2 separate regions of the Homo sapiens genome follow, and region 2 is linked to region 1. Evidence: read pairs that join two places in POLR2A ChIA-PET (ENCODE). Cell type or tissue: MCF 10A. All regions are shown on one strand. Links, peaks and the distances in the headings refer to the core of each region. The heading gives the core; the rest is flanking DNA.

Region 1 (10,678 bases), core at 1,592-9,591:
GTTGTCTGTCTAAACCAGCGTACCTTCAGTAGATGGAGATTGGCTCCAAGTTGAGAAACATTCTACCAGCTGTGGTATTTGAACCCTGGATTCTCAAAGACATCTAATACCCAAGGCTGAGTCAACCCTCATAATGGAGGAAAATTAACCATAAAACCCCTGGCAGACATTCTGCAATGTTTCTCTTCAGACACCTGCTGCCTCATTAGTTTGTGGGGGAACAGGACACTTGGGCAGGAACATTGTTAATTCCCTGGAACCACTTAGAATTCAGCTCAGCTCCTCACCACACCAACATCACTTTCCACCATCATGGCGGAGCATGAACCTCTCCTTTCCTCTCTCTCCCCAAGCCAAATGCTAACATCTCTGAGAAGCACAGTCTCCCTGCAGTCCCAGAAGAGCAAATGCCCTTGCAAGGTCCCCCAAAGCTGTAGAAATTCCCACCTCTAGAACCCTAGACTCTGGTCCCAGCTCAGCCTTTTAACGAACCATGACTTTCACTTCCCTCAGTGGAGGTTGAAGGAAACCATCTCTTTGGCCCCTTTTGGGTTCTGACTGAACAGCTAAACCTACACATTGGCCTTCAGGCTTCACCAGCACTGATCACTGGCCGGAAATCCCAGGTGCCCTCCAGAAGTCAGCTTAGGAGAGAGAAGGTAGTCAACCGTGGTCACTAATGAGCACTGTGGCTTCCATCAAAGGTCCTGACCAAAGCTTATGCTATTGGTTCCAACACTAAATGCTGAAGGCCAAGGTGAGGGGGGCCCTGGTTTGAGAGTGCAACCATCTGGATCCTGGGGTTTCCCTCCAAGGCCTGACATGTTGCATCTCTCCATAAAATATTTCCTTTAGTATCTTAGGTGCAGAGACCACAACATGGCCCCTTTTTTAGGTTTCCCATGTAAAATATTGAGGCTCTCCTCGGGCATCACCGAAAGCAGCATCTTTTCTTGATGCCATAATAGAGACCCTTGACAAGGGCCCCATATCACTTCGGTCGCCATATCCGAGAGGCTCATCCTCCTCCGAGAGTCATTTTTCTCAATGCACAACATTCACTTCTTTGCTTATTCTTTCACTGGGGACAACACAGCCTGATGAGCTCTAGAATACTAACCTAGGCTGCACCCCTAGCTGGCCTCTTCCTCACCTGTAAAATGGGATCCTCTGTAAATGAATGCCCACCGCATAGGATCAAGCTGTAAATGAGTTAATGAATGTAAAGTCCTTAGTCCATGCTGAGCACAAAATTTTTAAATAAATGTTTAAGTGGGAAATTTAAAAAATCTCAGCTCCTAGAGGCTCACAGCTATATCCCTACAGTCACTGGAAATTTGAGGCAAAGATTAAATAACTTATTTACTCACAGATATTTCTGGAGCCCCTAGACAATGAAGATGAAGCTGCAGACAGATGCTCCCTACCCTCATCAGGGATGGGGAAGGGAAGGGACTGCCAAATAAAGGAAGAGGCCAGGGCATGATCACGACTCTGAAGGAACCCCAGGGGCAGGCGCCAGCAAGCAGTGACTCTCAGGAAAGGGAGGTTTCCCAGAGGGCCTCTCCGAGGGAATGACCTTTAGGCTAATTTAACCAACACACCAGGCAGTAGTGGGCTTAGGAGAAGATAATTTGAGTCACAGAATAGCCCAGGTGAAAGGTCCTTCTAGATCAATCCCTTGTTCTGAGCTGCCTGATGTGGGGTGACTCGCCTGAAGTCACAGTGATACTCTGCAAGAACCGGCACAGTTCAGGGTCTCCCACTCCCAGTTACGCCTCCCGCTGCACCACCGGTGTCCAAGGAATTGCATGAACGTGGACAGCCTCTGTCCAGAGAGAGCAGGTGGTCACTCCCATCTCCAGGGCTGAGACAGAGAAACAACAACCAAGCAACGAACTCCAGCCACTGTCAGGAGACTTACAAATATCTCACCAATGGCCTCTGTGGGTAATGATGTGGTTTGCTTGAAACAAAAAAACGTAAGGCCGAACTTTGCCTACTGGGAGATTCTTCACCTCTAGCCCAGTCCCAAGTCAATCATCCCAAAGTTTCCTTCCACTCACTGGCCCGAGGCCTGGGTTCCCATCTCTACCCAGAGAGCAGCCCAGGGGTTCCCCTGAGGAGGAGGGTGGATCTAACATGACAGCCTTTTCTTTTCATTTGTTTTGAGACACAGTTTCGCTCTTGTTGCCCAGGCTGGAGTGCAATGGCATGATCTCCGCTCACTGCAACCTCAGTCTCCCAGGTTCAAGCGATTCTCCTGCCTCAAGCCTCCTGAGTAGCTGGGATTACAGGCGCCCACCACCAGGCCTGGCTAATTTTTGTATTTTTAGTAGAGATGGGGTTTCGCCATGTTGGCCAGGCTGGTCTGGAACTCCTGACCTTAGGTGATCTGCTCGCCTCAGTCTCCCAAAGTGCTGGGATTACAGGCATGAGCCACTGTGCCTGGCCTTCTTTTTTTTTAACAGGGTCTCACTATGTTGCCCAGGCTGGTCTCAAACTCCTGGGCTCAAGTGATCCTCCTGCCTCAGCCTCCCAAACCACTTTTTATAACCACTTTTTAAATATTGTTTCTGGCAATCAAAAGTCACATTTTGCTGTGCTGCCTAACACAACTGGTACATCACAGAACCCAAGGTTTTAAAAGTTTGGCAGCTCCCCAAAATGTTAAACAGTTATTTATTATATGACCCAGCAATTCCACTCATAGGACTATACCCAGGAGAAATGAAAACATGTCAATACAAAAATTTGTGCAAAATGTTCATAGTAGTGTTACTCATAATAACCAAAAACAGATAAATGAATAAACAAAATGTCTATCCATACAATAAAATATTATTTGGCCATAAAAAGGAATGACATACTGATAGATGCTACAATACTGGATGAACCTTGAGAACCGTATGCTAAGTGAAAGCAGACAGACACAAAAGCCCATAGATTTTATGATACCATTTATATGAAATGTCAAGAACAGGCAAATCCACAGTGATTGCCAGGGGCTGGGGGGAGAGGAAATGAGGAGTGACTGCTAATGGGTAAGGGAGGTTTCTCCTCGGGGGTGAGGAAAATGTCCTGGAGTTAGAGGGTGTGGATGACTGCACAGATCTGTGACTATACAGAAAATCACTCAATTGTACACCTCAAATAGGTGGATTTTATGGTTTCTAAATATCTCAGTAGAGCTGCTACTTTCTTTTTTTTTTTTTTTGAGACAGAGTCTCGCTCTGCCGCCCAGGCTGGAGTGCAATGGCATGGTCTCAGCTAACTGCAACCTCTGCCTCTCAGGTTCAAGTGATTCTCCTGCCTCAGCCTCCTGAGTAGCTGGGTCTACAGGCATGCGCCACCACGCCCAGCTAATTTTTGTATTTTTAGTAGAGATGGAGTTTTACCATGTTGGCCAAGCTGGTCTCGAACTCCTGACCTCAAGATCCGCCCGCCTTGGCCTCCCAAAGTGCTAGGATTACAGGCGTAAGCCACCGTGCCCAGCCACTACTTTCAAAAAAAAGAAAGAATAGACCTGAGGTTTGGCCCAAGACAGCTTGCGAGGCAAGAGGTGTCGTTTTTGCCCTGTCCCTCTCTTGTAGAGGGGATTCATCGTCCAACACTGTGTTTTAAGTGCTTGCTGGGATAACTTACAGATAACGATAAGCCCAGGTGCACCCTGAGGAATCTTGCAACCTAGGTACAGAGGCCCAATGCAAAGCAGAAGCAGGAGACAGCCCATGGCAAAAGCATTTTCTTTTTTTTTTCTTTTTTTGAGACAGAGTCTCACTCTATCACCCAAGCTGGAGTCCAGTGGTGTGATCTCGGCTCACTGCAACTTCTACCTCCTGGGTTCCAGTGATTCTCATGCCTCAGCCTCTCGAGTAGGTGGGACTACAGGTGCCCACGACCACACCCAGCTAATTTTTGTATTTTTAGTAGAGACAGGGTTTTACCATGTTGGCCAGGCTGACCTCAAGTGATCCGCCTGCCTCGGCCTCCCAAAGTGCCGGGATTACATGCATGAGCCACCGCGCCTTGCTGGCAAAAGCATTTTCACATGTGTGTTAATAAAGACCCATTCTCCAGGTCCTGCCCCTGGAAGACTCTGATTCACAAAATGGAGTGGGGAGAGGACACGTGACAAATCTCAGTTTTGAGAAAGTTAAGAATTACATGATCAGAAAAGTCAGGGGGACGTTAGAAATACAAGACAGTGGCCGGGTGCGGTGGCTCACGCCTGTGATCCCAGCACTTTCGGAGGCCGAGGCGGGTGGATTATGAGGTCAGGAGTTCAAGACCAGCCTGGCCAAGATGGTAAAACCCCATCTCTACTAAAAATACAAAAAATTAGCCAGGCGCGGTGTCAGGCACCTGTAATCCCAGCTACTTGGGAGGCTGAGGCAGGAGAATCGCTTGAACTCGGAGGGCGGAGGTTGCAGTGAGCCGAGATCGTGCCACTGCACTCCAGCCTGGGTGACAGAGTGAGACTCCGTCTCAAAAAAAAAAAAAGAAAGAAAAATATAAGAGAGTAACACTGCATTCCGGAGTCACAGAGGGGGTCTGCTTGGAGGTCCAGTCCTCAGGAGGGGTTTCCAGGGGCCAGAACCAAAGCATGGAGTCTTCCTCGAGAAACTCCAACCACCTCCTATCCTGAGTCCTAGGACTCTCTCTTCCCTCCCAGGAGCTCCGGGCACTTGGTAAAGATAACGCAATCTTAGCACCCTGCAGCCTCCGGCTCCCGTAGGCCCTGCTGGGCAGGCTGCACTCCTTTTGATTCCAGAAATGTTCGCCCAGCACTCGGGCAATTGGCAGTGAGCTGGAACTCGAACCCAGGAATCCCAACGCCCACAGATTCTCACCTCCAGCTCCAACAAAGGCCTCTCTGTCGGGTCTGGGTGTCTCCCGGAGGGCATGCATCCCTCCCAGGGCTGGGGGGCGGAGGCGAGGGTGGCGTGCGGAATGGAATCTATGCTACCGACGCACATTCACTGCTTCCCAGGTTGCCCAATCCCACTGCCTGAGGGGACGGATGGGCAGAGCTTTCTCTGCGCTTGGCAAGGGGTGTCCTGGAGGGACTGAGGCCCTAGACCACTCACGCCTCTGCCCCCCACCCCTCCTCAGGCTTCACTGCTCTCTGAGTCCAAGGCCTGACCAACAGGCCGCCTGGAGTCTGCATCCTGCCAGGGTAACAGGGCTGGGAATGAACAACGGAGCTCTTGTTCAGACATGCTTTGTAGCCAATGAGGTTACCCTCTGGAAATACTTCTAAATAAATAGAAAAGCCAGCCCATCCTGAGGTCTATATGCAGCCTGGCTTTTGGTGCAATGTACACCCTGGGGGCGTTTCACCCCTCCCCGGCCCCAACAGCCACCTCTGTATGTGGCTCATTCCACCTTCACAGTGATGTTTCCTCAGGAATCAGAGGCAGAATCCATAGGTTCGCCAGTGTGGGGCCGGGAAGCAGAGTGCCCCACGTGCCCTACTCCTTCCAAGGCTCCCTCCCCAAAAAGCACAAGGAGGAAAGGTCAGCTACAGCTGAACAGACCGACAGGGGCCTTCTCCAGGAAAACAGCAGCAGCCTGCGCTGTCTCTGCTCCATATGTAACAAGCCCTGACTAGATGGTGGGGACCATCTAAAGAGAGCTGGCTGTCCCTGTAGCAGCCTCTGAGCCTGACTCCCCTTGGCGGTGGCAGAGACTCACCCCATGGCTCTTCTCATCCTGGGGGAGGGGTTCCCCACTTTCTTTTTTTTTCTTTCTTTTTTTTTTTGAGATGGAGTCTCGCTCTGTCGCCCAGGCTGGAGTGCAGTGGGGCGATCTCGGCTCACTGCAAGCTCCGCCTCCCGGGTTCACGCCATTCTCCTGCCTCAGACTCCCGAGCAGCTGGGACTACAGGTGCCAGCCACCACGCACATAGAGACGGGGTTTCATCGTGTTAGCCAGGATGGTTTCGATCTCCTGACCTTGTGATCCGCCCGCCTCAGCCTCCCAAAGTGCTGGGATTATAGGCATGAGCCACCGCGCCCGGCCAGGGTTCCCCACTTTCAAACCACTCAGGAGCCTGGGGGTACAACCTCACATGGATACAGGATTCCACCCCCCTAGCAAGATCTCTGTTAGCTTCCCCAGTTCCCAGAGAGGGGAAGTGGGTCCCCAAAGGTGCTGAGACAAGCCAGGCAGTCCGAGTCTGGCCCACAACTTTGGCATGTCCACTCCACCTGGCAAGAAGGGATCCAGAGGCTGAGAGTTCCCAAGGAAGGCTGCAGAACTCACCTCGGGAAGAGTTCCAGGGAGAGAGGCAGTCCTGAGCTGGAAAAATAGGGATTTCAACACCAACTGACCAAAACACCAATGGATCAGTCTCCAATTGAAAAGCCTGTCTTGGGTAGCATTTTTCTCCCCAGAGGGCTTCCATCAAACGGTCTGTCTTGGCACTCAAAACCCATTGAGATGAGTACGGAAACGTTATTACCATTTTAAAGGTGAGAAAGTGGCTTGGCCATGTAAAAGACCTATAAGCAGCTTGGCTAGCTAATTTTTTTTATTTTTTATTTATTTATTTATTTATTATTGAGACAGGGTCCCACTCAGTCATCCAGGCTGCAGTGCAGTGGCACAATCACGGCTCACTGCAGCCTGGACCTCCTGAGCTCAATCGCCCGCCCACCTCAGCCTCCCCAGTAGCTGGGACTACAGGCATGCACCACCATGCCCAGCTAGATTTTGTTTTGTTTGTAGAGACAGGGTTTTGCCATGTTGTCTAGGCTGGTCTCGAATTTCTGGGCTCAAGCGATCCACCCACCTCAGCCTCCCAAAGTGCTGGGATTACTGGCATGAGTCATGCGCCTGGCCAACTAGCTAATTTTTTAGCAACCTTTAGGTTCCTGAGATTGTCTCTGCCCAGAAACTTACGGGACGGGGATGTATGCTGGGGAAAAGGTTGGGGGAGAAAAAATATTTTACAAACCTGAACTGCTCTGTTATTGAATGAATATAATTAAAAGTATACCCTCCAAGCAACAGGAAAAAATAATTCATGTGTCTAAGCTGAGATACCCTGGAAACTTGCAGGAGGACAATCACTAATAAAACACTCCTGGTCCCCACTGCTATGTGTCTAATTCCATGAAGAAATGACTGTAGCCACGTGCAGGAGTCCTGAGAGGCAGGCAATTGTCTTTATATTATTAACAGTAATGGGAAACGTACTACCAGGAATAATCATTTCTGCAACGTGCCAACCTGAACTTCCATTTCACTGTATGAGCTCCTGGGGCATCAAAGCCAACACATTCGCAGAAGCGCTCAATGAAAGGAGGAGGGGGAAGAGAAGAAAGCCCAGCCTTCTGCCCACCACCCTCCCCTCACCCCATCTATTAGAAAATCTATTTCTAAATAAATCATGAGGAAGCCCAATCTGCAAAATCTTCCATAGTACTAGGTGAGCCAGAACCCCCTGAAACACCACAACAACATTTTAGATCTAAATCTCAACATTTCATCTACCCCACCTTGGTCCAAATTAAATGAAATGCTATCACGCTGCTGTGTTTTAAAACAGTGTCCGAGAAGGTAGAAAAGGTTACCCACAGCAAGCAAGGACTGCCATCCTCACCATAGCAACGCGCCTATTTATAATATGGTCTACCTGCATCAAAGGCTTGTGCAGACACTCAAGGCAAGTCTAGTGCTACATCCCAGCCTGAAGATGAAGCCGCAAACTCTCATGAGCATGTCAGTGAAACACTTCCAATTACATTACATGCCATAATTATTAGCATTGACTAGCAATTTTTTTTTCTTCCTGCTCATATAAGAGTAAAGGGGAAGATGAATTAAGACAGTTTCTAGGACATAGAAGAAACCCAGCATGTAACTTTATAAAGTGTTTTGGCTTTTTTTCTTTTTTTTTTTTTAATGGTGAACTCCAGAGGCAGAGACAGGAAAGGGGGGTTGCTAAGGGAAGCCAGACCTGAGGCTGCGAGTCCTCACCAATGTCACGTGCAAGGCCTCAGTCACTCCAGCCAGAGAGGGAAATTCCAGAGTAACCCAGCTTCAGGTCTATACTGGACCTTGGAAAAAAGAGGCTTTCATTTTACAGGGAGACACAGGAACCTACATCTGATTATTCACTTGCAAAAGGATTCTGATTCACCTTGAGGGTTCACGTTAGCATTCTCAAAGAGAAACCCACCTAGACTCCCAGCAGCTGCCTCTCCCTTTGCATGTCAACATAGCAACCGCAGAGCATGACAGGACCCGAGCCTCAGACAAGGCCCAGACTCAATCCAGCGCTGCCACTTGCTAGCTATGTATCCCTGGGCAAGTCCCCTACCTTCTTTGAAATTCTGTTTTCTTATCTGTATAACGGGGATGATGTTTAAAGGCATTGTGAGTGTTATGTTGCAATATATAATGTCCATATATAGAGAAACTGGCAGATAGAGCTCAAAAAACACCTATTCTTTTTTCTTGTTGCTATTAAGGTTATTTCTGGAGGAATGATTGCTGAATAAACAAAGCGTGAGTTCCTACACAAGATAGAACCACAAGAGGACCTCAAAAATGTGAGCTTTCCCCTCTCTTAACATGCACATCACGGAATAATGCCAGCCCCATTTCATAACTGGAAAAATTGAGCCTAGGCTCATATTTGCATTAGTGATAATACTAAGGTTCAAACTGGTGTACAGAAAGGAAACTAAGAGAAAATTAAAGGGTGAGTGGCCCACTCGGCCTATCTCCAAAAGGAACCACAGATGGGAGGCAGGTAGAGAGTGACCCACACTATTCTCATTTAGTCAAGTGGAAGAAAGATAAAAAGGACGCCTTGAGCCAAGGGAAGTGGTACATAAGACAGAAGCTCAAAACAACACACGGGCCAGGTGCAGTGGCTCACGCCTGTAATCCCAGCACTTTGGGAGGCTAAGGCGGGTGGATCACCTGAGGTCAGGAGTTCGAGACCAGCCTGGCCAACATGGCAAAACCCCATCACTACTAAAAATACTAAAAATCAGCCCAGCCTGGTGGCAGGCACCTGTAATCCCAGCTACTCGGGAGGCTGAGGCAAGAGAATTGCTTGAACCCAGGAGACAGAGGTTGCCGTGAGCTGAGAGCCACTGTACTCCAGCCTGGGCAACAAGAGCAAGACTCTGTCTCAAAACACACACACACACGGGATTCACAGTCCCAAACACCCTCCTCTGATAAGTGTTATCTTTTTCCCAGTAAACTGTACATTCCTAAAGGGCAGGGATATGTTGCTGTATCTAGGATGCCTAGGTATGGCAATGGGTACATTACAGATCCTAAATAAGTATTTGTCTCTGGTGCGTTTTTTTTCCCCCATTGAGGCATTTTTATTTTATTTTTATTTATTTATTTATTTATTTTTTCATGGGTGTATTACACCCCTAGAAAAAGAATCCCAGGCTTTTTCCTCCTGTGTGTTTTCATCTCATCTCTTTGTGGTCCATGATGCCAGCTGAGGTCAGCACAATGCAGGCCAGCTGCTGGGACAGGAGCAGATGATTCTGCCATCTTTTTAGATCTTTGAGCTGCACATCAAATCTCCAGCTGACCACTTCACACTTGATAACCTGCCTGTGAGGTTCATCACAATCTTCCCTGCTTCGTGATGATCGGTAATTTCAAATTCGTCAATGCACCCATGCTTCATCATCACACTTAGAAACTGGACGACTCTGGAGCTCCACCTGAGAAGAACCTGGTGTTTGCTTCTCTTTCCCACATTGTTGACGCTCTTGAGAGCATCCGCCAGGACATTCACATACACCGTTATGGTAGTAAAAGGAGATTTGTTTATTTTGAATGCATTTGGGGGAAAAAAAAAAAAAAAAAACTTCTGCTTCCTGGAAGCTCCCCAGAAGTGGCTTATTTAAAAAGCAAAAGATACAGTATCATTTCATTTCATTATCACAACAATCCTTGGAGGGAGACAGTTTTACTATGCCTATTTTACAGACAAGGAAACTGAGATTTATTTGCTGCAGGTCATATAAAGTCACAAAGTAGCAAAGCTAGGATTCAAAGACAGGTCTAACTCTACAGTCAAGCTCTTAACTACCTCCTTTATCTTGATGTTTCTCTTGGCACATCAAGTGTATCTCGAATAGTTCTTAGCTACCAGAAGATGCTCGGTAAGTATTTTTAAAATAGAAACAAAAGAAATGAACAACTCGGGTTGTCGTTTCCAGTGCCCACAAAAGCCTAGATCGACCATAGCAGCGAATGCTTCAGCTTAAGCCTTGCAAATGACATGAGTAATTCTTCACAGCAGACATTCTGGAAAGAATTCAATGCATGTCTTCACCCACCAATATCTGCAAGAAAAAGCCCAGGAGCAAAAACAGTGACATAAAACAGGCTGGACTTGTTCAGGTCCAGGTATTAAAATTATACTGAACTAGAAACTTCCAAAACAGGGATCCAGTATGCCCAGAGAAAAAGGAGACGGAGGTGAGTGCAGCTCCCACTTAAGTGGGGTTCTCAAACATGACACTTCCTCAAAATCTTCCCAGGGAGGTGTGGAGGCTGCAAGAAAGGGAGGTACACAGAAAATGCTCTAATACATCCTCTTAACCACAGCCTGAGCATTTTTCCACCAGAGAGAAACACCAAGTGCAACAACAGTGACTTATAAGTGTGCAGACCGATTATAGCT
Region 2 (10,678 bases), core at 1,583-9,582, 82 kb before region 1:
CATGGTGAAACCCCCGTCTCTATTAAAAATACAAAAATTAGCCAGGCATTGTGGCAGGCACCTGTAATCCCAGCTACTCGGGAGGCTGAGGCAGGAGAATCACTTGAACCCAGGAGGCGGAGGTTGCAGTGAGATGAAATCACACCACTGCACTCCAGCCTGGGTGACAGAGCAAAATTCCATCTCAGAAAAAAAAAAAACAAAAAAAGAATCTGCTGTTGCCATCTGACTGATCCCTGCGGCTTCCAGGATTACCACCAGCGTGAAAATGAAGACAAGGGAGATAGCACCTATCAGAGGCATGTTTCAGCCACCGGAGATAACATCTTAATCCTTAGCCAACCTACAGAAAGAGCAACAAACTGGGTGTGTGTGGTGGCTCATGCCTGTAATCCCAGCACTTTGAGAGGCTGAGGGAGGAAGATCCCTTGAGGCCAGGAATTCAAGACCAGCCTATAGTGAGACCCCATCTCTGCAAAAAAAATTTTTTAAAGAGCTGGATGTGGTGGCACATGACTGTAGTCTCAGCCATCACTTGATCCCAGGAGGTCAAGGCCGCAGTGAGCTGTGATTGGGCCATTGCACTTCAGCCTGGGCAACACAGTGAGATCCTGCTCAAAAAATAAAATAAAAAGAGTAACAGTAAGTAGAAAGTTACTAATTGCATTCATTAAAAAGTCTTTAGTGTCTCAGGGGGACCATGAATTCTAAAGTTATCTTTACCCAATGTCTGGTTCCAGGTAGTGTGCTGAGGTACATATTTGTTGAACTGTGTGGACCGCTCATAGACTTGATCATCTTTGCCCCATAACAGTCATTACCATAGGAACACTTAACTTGCAATAAAAGGAAAGGGATCATTTGGAAAATTAAAGCAAATATGAACTAGCTTAATTTTTTTTTTTAATTCTGAAGCTTGCCATCAACTGATGAATGGGTCAACAAAATATGGGATATCCATATAATGAAATATTATTCAGCCATAAAAGGAATAAAGTCCTGGCCAGGCACAGTGGCTCATGCCTGTAATCCCAGCACTTTGGGAGGCCAAGGAGGGCAGATCACTTGAGGTCAGGAGTTCTACACCAGCCTAGCCAACATGGTGAAACCCCATCTCTACTAAAAATACAATAAATAAATAAATAAATAAATAAATAAATAAATAAATAAATAAATAAGCAAGCCAGGCGTGGTGGCATGGGCCTGCTACACAGGAGGCCAAGGCAGGTGAATCGCCTGAACCTGGGAGGCAGAGGTTGCAGTGAGCCGAGATATGCCACTGCACTCCAGCCTGGGCGACACAGCAAGACTCTATCTCAAAAAAAAAAAAAAAAGAAGAAAAGAAAAGAAAGAAATTATGTCCTGATACATGCAGCAACATGGACGAACCTTGAAAACATTTAAGTTAAGCGAAAGAAGCAGTCACAAAGGACCACAAATTTTATGACTTCATGTATATATCTAATGCCAGAACAGGCAAATCCATAGAAACAGAAAGTAGATTGACAGTTGCCTTGGGCATGGGGGAGAAGGCAGAGTGGGGGAAATGGGGAGTGAGAGCTAATGGGTACAGTTTCTTTTAGGGGGTGAGGAAAATGTTCTACAATGGCGATATTGGTTGCATAGTTCTGCAAATATACAAAAAACCACTGAATTATATACTTTAAATGGGTGAACTGCATGGTATGTGACTAAACTTATTTTTTAATTCTGGAGTTTAAATTGGCATAATTACCACTATCTTATCTCTGTGTAACTGCTTTGTATTTTAATTTTGAGTACATTTTATTGGAAAAGAATATACAACTCTGGGAAACAGGCAGGATAAGAATTATTATTCCCATTTTACAGTAAGCAGAGGTCCACAGAGCTTCTGTTTTCTTTCCACTGCCTGGCTGAGTTCCTGCAGGACTCAGGGAAGAATGTAAATTACGGTGGAAGAAGGGGACCACAGGTCTTAGCACCCCAAATCAGGAAGGGATGATAACTAGCTCTTGCCAGATGTCTAGAAATGTTCTGTAGGTGGATCATACAGACATGCTACTAAACAAAAGGCATTGAAAAATGGCAGGTGGATTACTGAAATGTAATTCTTAATAGCATGAAATTCAGGTTAAACAATTTAGCTAAAAATGCAGGGGAGGGGGAAGAGTCACCTCTTTACTTGATATCTGGTGGGGTGAAAATACACCCAATTAGATGTGTCCATATAATTTTCACATCAAACATCCTGTGCTCCCAAAGGCAACTAATGGCACAGCTTGCTATGGATTTTCCCAAGTTTTCAAGAACAGTGACAGCCCTCTTCAACAAAGCCACTTAACATAACACAAGGTTAAAGTGGGAACCGCAAACACTTGCTTTTCTTAATTTACACCTTTCATTTACTTCCCCAGAAATGTCATAAAGGAACCATAGAATTTCTGATGTACTGTCAATAGATGGTTCCTTTCAAGAACAGCATTTAGAAAGAAAATGTGAATAATCCTACAAGGTAATCTGGAGCTATAACTTAAAACAAATAATAATTAGCATTTTGGGAGAAGAAAGATGATTTTGGTCTGGGTCTCTCACTTTAACAACAACAACAAAAAGACTAGTTCAGGTGTGGTGTTTCACGCATGTAATCCCAGCACTTTGGGAGGCAAAGGCAAAAGGATCACTTGAGGCCAGGAGTTCGAAACCAGCCTAGGCAATAGGGTAAGACCCTGTCTCTACAAAAAATAAAAAAGTTAGCCAGGCATGGTAATTCACACCTATAGTCCCAGCTGCTCAGGAGGCTGATGCTGGAGGATTGCTTGAGTCCAGGAGCTAAAGGTTGCAGTGAGCTATGATCAAGTCAGTATATCCCAGCCTGGGTGACAGAGCAAGATCCTGTCTTTTTTTTTTTTTTTTTTTTTTGAGATGGAGTCTTGCTCTGTTGCCTACGCTGGAGTGCAGTGGCGTGATTTCGGCTCACTACAACCTTCGCCTCCTGGGTTTAAGTGATTCTCCTGCCTCAGCCTCCCCAGTAGCTGGGATTACAGGCACGTGCCACCACGCCTGGCTAATTTTTGTATTTTTAGTAGAGACAGGGTTTCACCATGTTGGCCAGGTGTGTCTCGAACTCCTGACCTCAGGTGATCAACTCGCCTCAGCCTCCCAGAGTGCTAGGATTACAGGCCCCGGCTGTAAGATCCTGTCTTTAAAAACAAAATGAAACAAACAAACAAACAAAAAACTATTAGGTAAGTGGAAAACTAGGATTTTGACAAATGCAAATGCAATGACTTCACATTATCTCTTTCACTAACCAGGTAGGATCTAAACCCATGCTGCACCACAGCAAACAAAATTCAGCTCACAGGGAGCTATTCTCTGCACCACAGACCTTTCACAGCTTGAGAAGCTACTAGCTTTTACATCATCATGTCTGTGCAGCTTTAATCTTTTCTCTTTTTTTGAAGAATACCCTAGTAAACCAGAAAGATATTTTTTAAACACATAAAGTAATTGGCAACATTAAAAAAAATACATTTGCAAATTGGGTTGCCATTCATTTAAAGATACTCTTTTTTTCTTTTTTCTTTTTTTTTTGGACACAGAGTTTCGCTCTTGTCGCCCAGGCTGGAGTGCAATGGCACGATCTCAGCTCACTGTAAACTCCACCTCCCAGGTTCAAGCGATTCTCCTGCCTCAGCCTCCAGGAGAGCTCGGATTACAGGTGCCCATCACCACTCCCGGCTAATTTTTGTATTTTTAGTAGAGATAGGGTTTCACCATGTTGGCCAGGCTGGTCTCGAACTCCTGACCTCAGGTGATCTGCCCGCCTCTGCCTCCCAAAGTGCTGGGATTACAGGCATAAGCCACCATTACCCCGCCCATTTAAAGTATTCTTTTCAGGCTGGGCACTGTGGCTTATACCTGTAATCCCAGCATGCTTTGGGAGACTAAGGTGAGAAGATTGCTTCAGCCCAGGAGATCAAGGTTACAGTGAGTTATGATCTGGACAACAGAGCCAGACCCTGTCTCTAAATAAATAAATAAATAAATACTTTCCTATATCTGAGTCTATTCTTTAGTTGCTCAATGAACACATTAAAGCTGAGCTTCTCAGCTTTGGCACTGTTGATGTTTTTGATAATTCTTTGGGAGGGTGAGGGGTTGCCCTAGCAGCATCCCTGCCCTGTGCCCATGAGATGATGACAGAAGTACCCCCTGCCCAGCTGTTACAACCAACACTGTATCCAGATGTCTCCTGGGGAACAAAATTGCCCCAGCTGAAAACTACTGAGGTAAAGGCAACTGGTATGAAAATCTGCCTATGGCGTGGAGGCCCCAGCTTTAAAGTTTATTTGGATCACTGTAGTAGTCAGTAGCAACATTAAAACCATCCCATTCAAATCCAAATACTCAACCGAGATCAGGAAACCCAGCAAAATATGGTGCTGGTGTCAATGTGTGATGAGCCCCGCAGTGATGAGTGTGCAGCCGTCAGCAGTGTGCCAAGGTCCCGCACAGTCCGACAACTCTTTTAAATGTCCCTAATATTTATAAATGTATGAAGTGACAGGATTGACATTAGCAAGATTAATATGTTGCTAATTGACATTAGCAAGATATGGAAGGAGGGGTTCCCATATGTGTTTACGTCTTGTTAAAATCACACAGCTTTAGTAATCTGCTAATCATAATAGCCCAGTCACTCAAGAAAACTCTAACCACCCCCTTTTTGGACAACGGGAAGAGGGGTGTGGGCTGGTGGTAGCAAACTGGCAAAACAATGATATTTTTATCTCTGATCTCTTTAAAGAAATAATCCAAATACAAAATAATAAAGAGTCCATCTAATTCACAAATCCAGAATGTTCTGCATAAAGTAAGTCCAAGTATCTAAAAGATCCAAGATGACGTCTGTGCTCCAGGAAGAAAGGTGCCAGCTTCAACACCCTGGCTGACCTTTGGTGTGTTAGTCAGCCTGCGACCGCCCCAGAAACCACCCAGAGGTGACCAGCTACAGCCAGCTCACCAGCGGCCGACACCAGAGTCAACAGCAGCACCGGATGTGGAATGGACAAACCCCAGACCCAGCACACGACCCTGGTGCCTCTCTTACAGAGCAGAGAAATGCTATAACGTATCATCATTCCTGGGGTGTGGTCTGTTTTCTGGACGCTGCGCCAGCAACTCGCACATGGAGTCGTCCAGGCCGCAAGGATGGGCGGCAGGCAGCAGGGCCAGGCAGTCCGGTGTGGTGAGTCACACTGAGGCCCGCAGGTTGGGAAGCAAATAAAAAAGGAGATCGGGAAGCAGCTCTGCAGGGCGGAGCCAAGAATGTCTTGTGACCTTTGTTTTTTTTTTTTTCTTAAAGACGGGGTCTCACAGTCGCCCAGGCTGGAGTGCAGTGGTGCAATCACAGCTCACTGCAGCCGCAAACCCCTGGGCTCAAGCGATCCTCCCGCCTCAGCCTCCTGAGTAGCTGGAGCTATAGGAGCACACCACCACCCCCAGCTAATTTTTTTGATTTTTTTTTTTTTTTTTTTTTTTTTTTTTTGGTAGAGACCGGGTCTTGCTTTGTTGCCCAGCCTAGTCTGAAACTTCTGGGCTCAAGTGATCCTTCTGCCTCAGCCTCCCAAAGTGCCGGAATTACGGAGTGAGCCACCCTTTTAAATCCAAACACTTTGGTGATCATGAAAATTTAGGCTTTCAGAGTTGACCATCACCAAGATGATAATTCAACATTTCTTTCTCTGGAGGACCCAAGCAGGACAGGGAACAGAGCTTATGAATTCCACCTGTGGTCAACGAGTTGTAGACTGGAAAGACACCTGCTTGAGAAGTGAGGTGGACCACACAGGATGTCTGAGTGCCGATCACCTTTATGTTTCTCTCTATCTCTCTCTCTGTCTCTCTCTCTCTCTCTCTCTCACACACACACACACACACACACACACACACGACCTGGCCCTGCCCTAGGTACACATGGCTGGCCACCAGCACCTAACTAGGGTCCACTTCCATTCCTGGGGACATGAACAGCATAGTTGCTCTAGCTCAGGGGCTGGGAGCATCACTTGGCACTTAACACCTGAATTTATTAAGAAACCTCAAAACCATGGTCTTCACATTTTTACCTGGACAGCAGAAAAGGTCTCAGGCCCAGTGCCATCACAATCATGATGTATGGAGACTCGTGCTGCTTCTTTTTTCATTTCTTCCCAAAAGGCAGGCAAGAAACAACAGATTGCTTGCTACAGATCGAGGCAAGAACCAATACACAACAGCCCGAGTCACCTGTGTGCACCACAAATAAAAACTTCTCATATTCCACTGCCAGTTTCCCAAGCATGCACAAGATTTTGGGTTGGCTCTTTTTATTTAAGTAGTTTAAAAGCAACTGATTGGCTGGGTGTAGTGGCTCACGCCTGTAATCCCAGCACTTTGGGAGGCCAAGGCAGGACGCTCACCTGAGGTCAGGAGTTCGAGACCAGCCTGGCCAACATGGTGAAGCCCGGTCTCTACTAAAAATACAAAAATTAGCTGGAGGCGGTGGCACACGCCTGTAATCCCAGCTACTCAGGAGGCTGAGGCTGGAGAATCGCTTGAACCCGGGAGGCGCAAGTTGCAGTGAGGCGAGATCCCACCACCGTACTCCAGCCTGGGTGACAGAGCAAAACTCCATCTCAAAAGAAATAAAAAATAAAGGCCAGGCGCGGTGACTCACGCCAGTAATCCCTCCCTTTGGAAGGCTGAGGCGGGAGGATCACAAGGTCAGGAGATCTACACCATCCTGGCTAACACGGTGAAACCCCGTCTCTGCTAAAAATACAAAAAATTAGTCGGGCGTGGTGGCGGGTGCCTGTAGTCCCAGCTACTCTGGAGGCTGAGGCAGGAGAATGGTGTGAATCCAGGAGGCAGAGGTGCAGTGAGCCGAGATCGTGCCACTGCACTCCAGCCTGGGCGACAGAGCAAGACTCCGTCTCAAAAAATAAATAAACTAATTAATTAATTAAAATAAAATTAAAAATTTTTAAAAAGCAAGTGATTAAAAAGCTCTTCCACCTCCCTTATTAAAACAGTAATTTATTAAAACAATCATTCTCCTTGGAGAGTACTGCTGAAGCAGAGTGCACCCACAATTCCACTTACTCCAGCATCCACAGTCCCAGCCAGCCCCTGACCTGGAGGAATCCACTCATGGGGGGTGGGGGGGAGTCCTCCAAGGATCTGCACCAATGTGACCTGCCTGATAGTGTCTGTCACATTGATAGTGACCTGCCTGATAGTGTCCCTCCATTGACAGGGTCTCTATTGTGCTAGGCCTATGAGCCTAGGGGCAGCCAACTCACACACAACTCGCCCTGCCATGTCAGCTCTCAGCTTGGTTGCAGTCCAGGCACCAGGAAGGCTTGGTCCCGTGCCCAGTCCCAACACTGATAACATTCCCTACAGCTGCTGCCCAGAACGGAAAAGGTAAAAGATTCCTCCCTCCTGAGTGTGAACTTGGGGAGAGAGGTGGCGGGGGGACGGGGTGAGAATAAAGACGAGAAAAGGAGGGGTTTCCTGAAATTCCCCTGGAGTTCCTTTTAGCACCAAGGGAATCGGTACCATATCTTCATGTCTGTTCTGGGATCTCAGAGACAGACTCTCAAGCTTCTCTTGCTCCAGTGGACCCTCAAAGCAAAAACTCTCCCATGTCCTCCTGCAGCATTTAACCCTCTGCTTGCCAACACAGCAGTCACAAGGTATTAAAAAGGAGGAAGCACTCCATCTGAAGTCCTGGGCTAACCCAGCAAACATTCTACCACTAAATAGAACATGGCTCATTTCTACTCAAAAAGTCAACTGGGGGTTTCTACATTCTGTCTTCTTGTAGCAAAGCGGGTAGGGAGGCAGGGTGGAAGGAAGCAAGAGAACAGTGAGTTCCAGAAGGCCAAGCCTAGGGCGACATCTGAGCTAAGATTCCATCAAAAACCCTTCCATTTGCTAAGTGAAAGAAGTCAGTTACAAAAGACCACGGGCCTATGATTTCATCTATATGAAATGTCCAGAATAGGCAAATCCATAGATGCAGAAAATATATTAGTTGTTGCCTAGGACTGTGGGACTTAGGGAAAATGGGGAGTGGCTACTAGGAGACACGGGGGTTTTGTGGAAGGTGATGAAAATGTTCTAAAATTGACTGTGACGATGCTCGCACAACTCCTGAATCTACTACAACCACTGAATTGCATGCTTTAAATGGATGAATTGTAAGGTATGTGAATTATATCTCAATAACTGTATAATTTTTTAAGAAGGAGGGTTCCTTGCTTTAACTATAGCAAATAGAGCTTTCACTCTCCCCTGGCTGAAAATTTCCTAAAGATCATCTGGAAGACCCTTAGCAATATTTAGGTAAGCTATTAATGTGCTTGAGACTTCAGTACCTTCTGTGGGGATGATAGTATCTACTCCAAAATGTCACGAGGATTAAGTTTCAAGATGCACCTAAAGAGCCTAGCACAGTGCCTGGCACATGATGATTCCCGCAGGGCTCTCCTTTATGGGAAAGCCTTGACGCGGGTCCCGCAGATGGGCCATAGCAAGCAGCTAGGATCTGTTTGGGATTACATGAGATTCTACAGGAAAGTGGTGTCCCCAAACATTTATTAGCTCAAAATATGCAGGGAAAGCGAGGAAATGAATACTGAACACCCAGCAGATACCAGACAAAGGGCTAAGAACCTTATACCACTCGTTAATGCAACATTAAATTAATTAATTCATATATATATATATATATATAAATTTTTTTTTTTTTAAGACGGAGTCTCACTCTGTCGCCAGGCTGGAGTGCAGTGGCACCATCTCGGCTCACTGCAACCTCCGACTCACTGGTTCAAGGGATTCTCCTGCCTCAGCCTCCCGAGTAGCTGGGATTACAGGCACTTGCCACCACACTCAGCTGATTTTTGTATTTTTAATAGAGACGGGGTTTCACCATGTTGGCCAGGCTGGTCTTGATCTCCTGACCTCATGATCCACCCGCCTTGGCCTCCCAAAGTGCTGAGATTACAGGTGTGAGCCACCATGCCCGGCCCAATAATTTTTTTAAAGACTGACTCCTGCTACCTCCCACAGTGATCTCCCTGACACCGACCAGCCATGTGATCCAGTGGGAGCCGCTATCTTACGCTCACCAAAGCATTCTTGCCACTAGTATTCTTGAATATCTGGTTTTACAAAGGAATCTCAATCAGGCCGATGAATCAGCTCTTGCAGATCTCAACTGTACCAAGCAGACACGAGAACCTGTGAGGGAGTGGCTGAAACATCCAGCGAGGGGCCCTCAATGAATACACTGTACACTGACTACATACACAGTCTCTGAATGGGCAGAAGGCCAGACTAGTCTATGCCTTTTAAACACTTCCCAATTCCATTTCTAAATAATGTCTGAATGTCAATGGTTGTTCAGATGGCCCCAGCACATCCTCCTGGACGGGTTAGGCAAGCAGAAATAAACAGCCTTCAGTTATAGATACTGGCTGGGCACGGCAGCTCACGCCTGTAATCCCAGCACTTTGAGAGGTAGAGGTGGGCGGATCACTTGAGGTCAGGAGTTCGAGACCAGCCTGGCCAACATGGTGAAACCCTGTCTCTACTAAAAATACAAAAATTAGCCAGGCGTGGTGGTTGAGCACCTGTAATCTCAGCTACTCAGGAGGCTGAGGCAGGAGAATTGCTTGAACCCAGGAGGTTAGGTTGCAGTGAGCTGAGATTGCACCACGGCACTCCAGCCTGGGTGTAGGAGCGAGACTCTGTCTAAAAAAAAAAAAAAAGAATATGAGTTACAGACACTGTTGCACCCTCTGAGCTGGACACAACATTTACAGCGCCCACCGCAACCACCATCCCCTTCCAAGGGGGCGTACCCCATCCCGGGCCCCTCCAAGAGACGGCCAGCCCTGGGCCCTCCTTTCTAAACCATATGACATTCCTCCCTGCTAACTGGGCCAGAGGAAACACCTGACCCCAGGACACCCATGTCAAGGATGAACAGCAGTTGGTGATGCTACTTGGCACAAACACCCCATCCAAAGAAGGGTAGGCAGGGCCTAACTCTTGTTCTTGGTGGTGGTTGTTGTTTTAATTGGGAAATTAAAAAAAAAAAAAGAATTGGGAGCCAACGGTAAAGGGATGTAAGGAGGAGTCCAAGAGTTGGAAGGGGTCTGGCAGCATGCGAATGGCCAAAGTTCAGAGTGCGCAGAAGCTGAGAGATGGAGAATGAAGGTACAAGTACAGCAAGGGGGCCTGCGGACGGGACGAGCTTCCAGAAGAGAGAGCCCAAGGGAACAGCCAAGCACATCATGGCTGAGCCTGAAAGAGAAGGGTAGTCAATTCCTGCCACAGAGGTCCCTGAAACAGCCTGAGGTCCAGGACAGTGCTCCACGTCTGGGCCTCCCAAGGCCAATGTCCAGCTGCCCGTGTTTAGTGTTTGAACTCTGGTGCTGTGAATTCTGGTGTCCATCTCTGCGAGGCCCAGCTGCCATGGCATGGCAGGGTAGAGGTGTATCATACTCTCCACATGACTTACAAGAACCCAGCCATGTCCCCTTGTTTCCAAAAGGCCACCTCCCATCCCTCTCCCAGCATCCTGGCTTGCTCACGAGGGCTTCTGGGTAACCGCCTTTTGGATGGGCCAATCACTGGCTAA

The links. Peaks named below come from ENCODE experiments on the same cell type or tissue, not always from the same donor. Only the 100,000 strongest peaks of a DNase experiment are listed, where the experiment ranks them.
Region 2: POLR2A ChIA-PET joins it to region 1 with 14 read pairs; 6 of 35 experiments call an interaction of 5 or more read pairs at or near these places.

What each region holds. Positions count from the first base shown.
Region 1 is chr10:112,986,594-112,997,271 of GRCh38, reverse strand. All of the region lies in intron 4 of TCF7L2 (transcription factor 7 like 2), which reads right to left. It also overlaps the pseudogene RPS15AP30. Among named protein-coding and RNA genes, the nearest start is that of TCF7L2, 42 kb to the right of the region's middle. In MCF 10A, for the core only: no CTCF peak of the experiment used is centred there; DNase peaks (open chromatin) are centred at 4,991 and 6,831.
Region 2 is chr10:113,068,359-113,079,036 of GRCh38, reverse strand. The region is part of intron 5 of TCF7L2 (transcription factor 7 like 2); the gene reads right to left. Among named protein-coding and RNA genes, the nearest start is that of SNORA87, 28 kb to the right of the region's middle. RefSeq lists enhancers at 1-363, 2,194-2,787, 4,098-4,867. In MCF 10A, for the core only: no CTCF peak of the experiment used is centred there; a DNase peak (open chromatin) is centred at 5,126.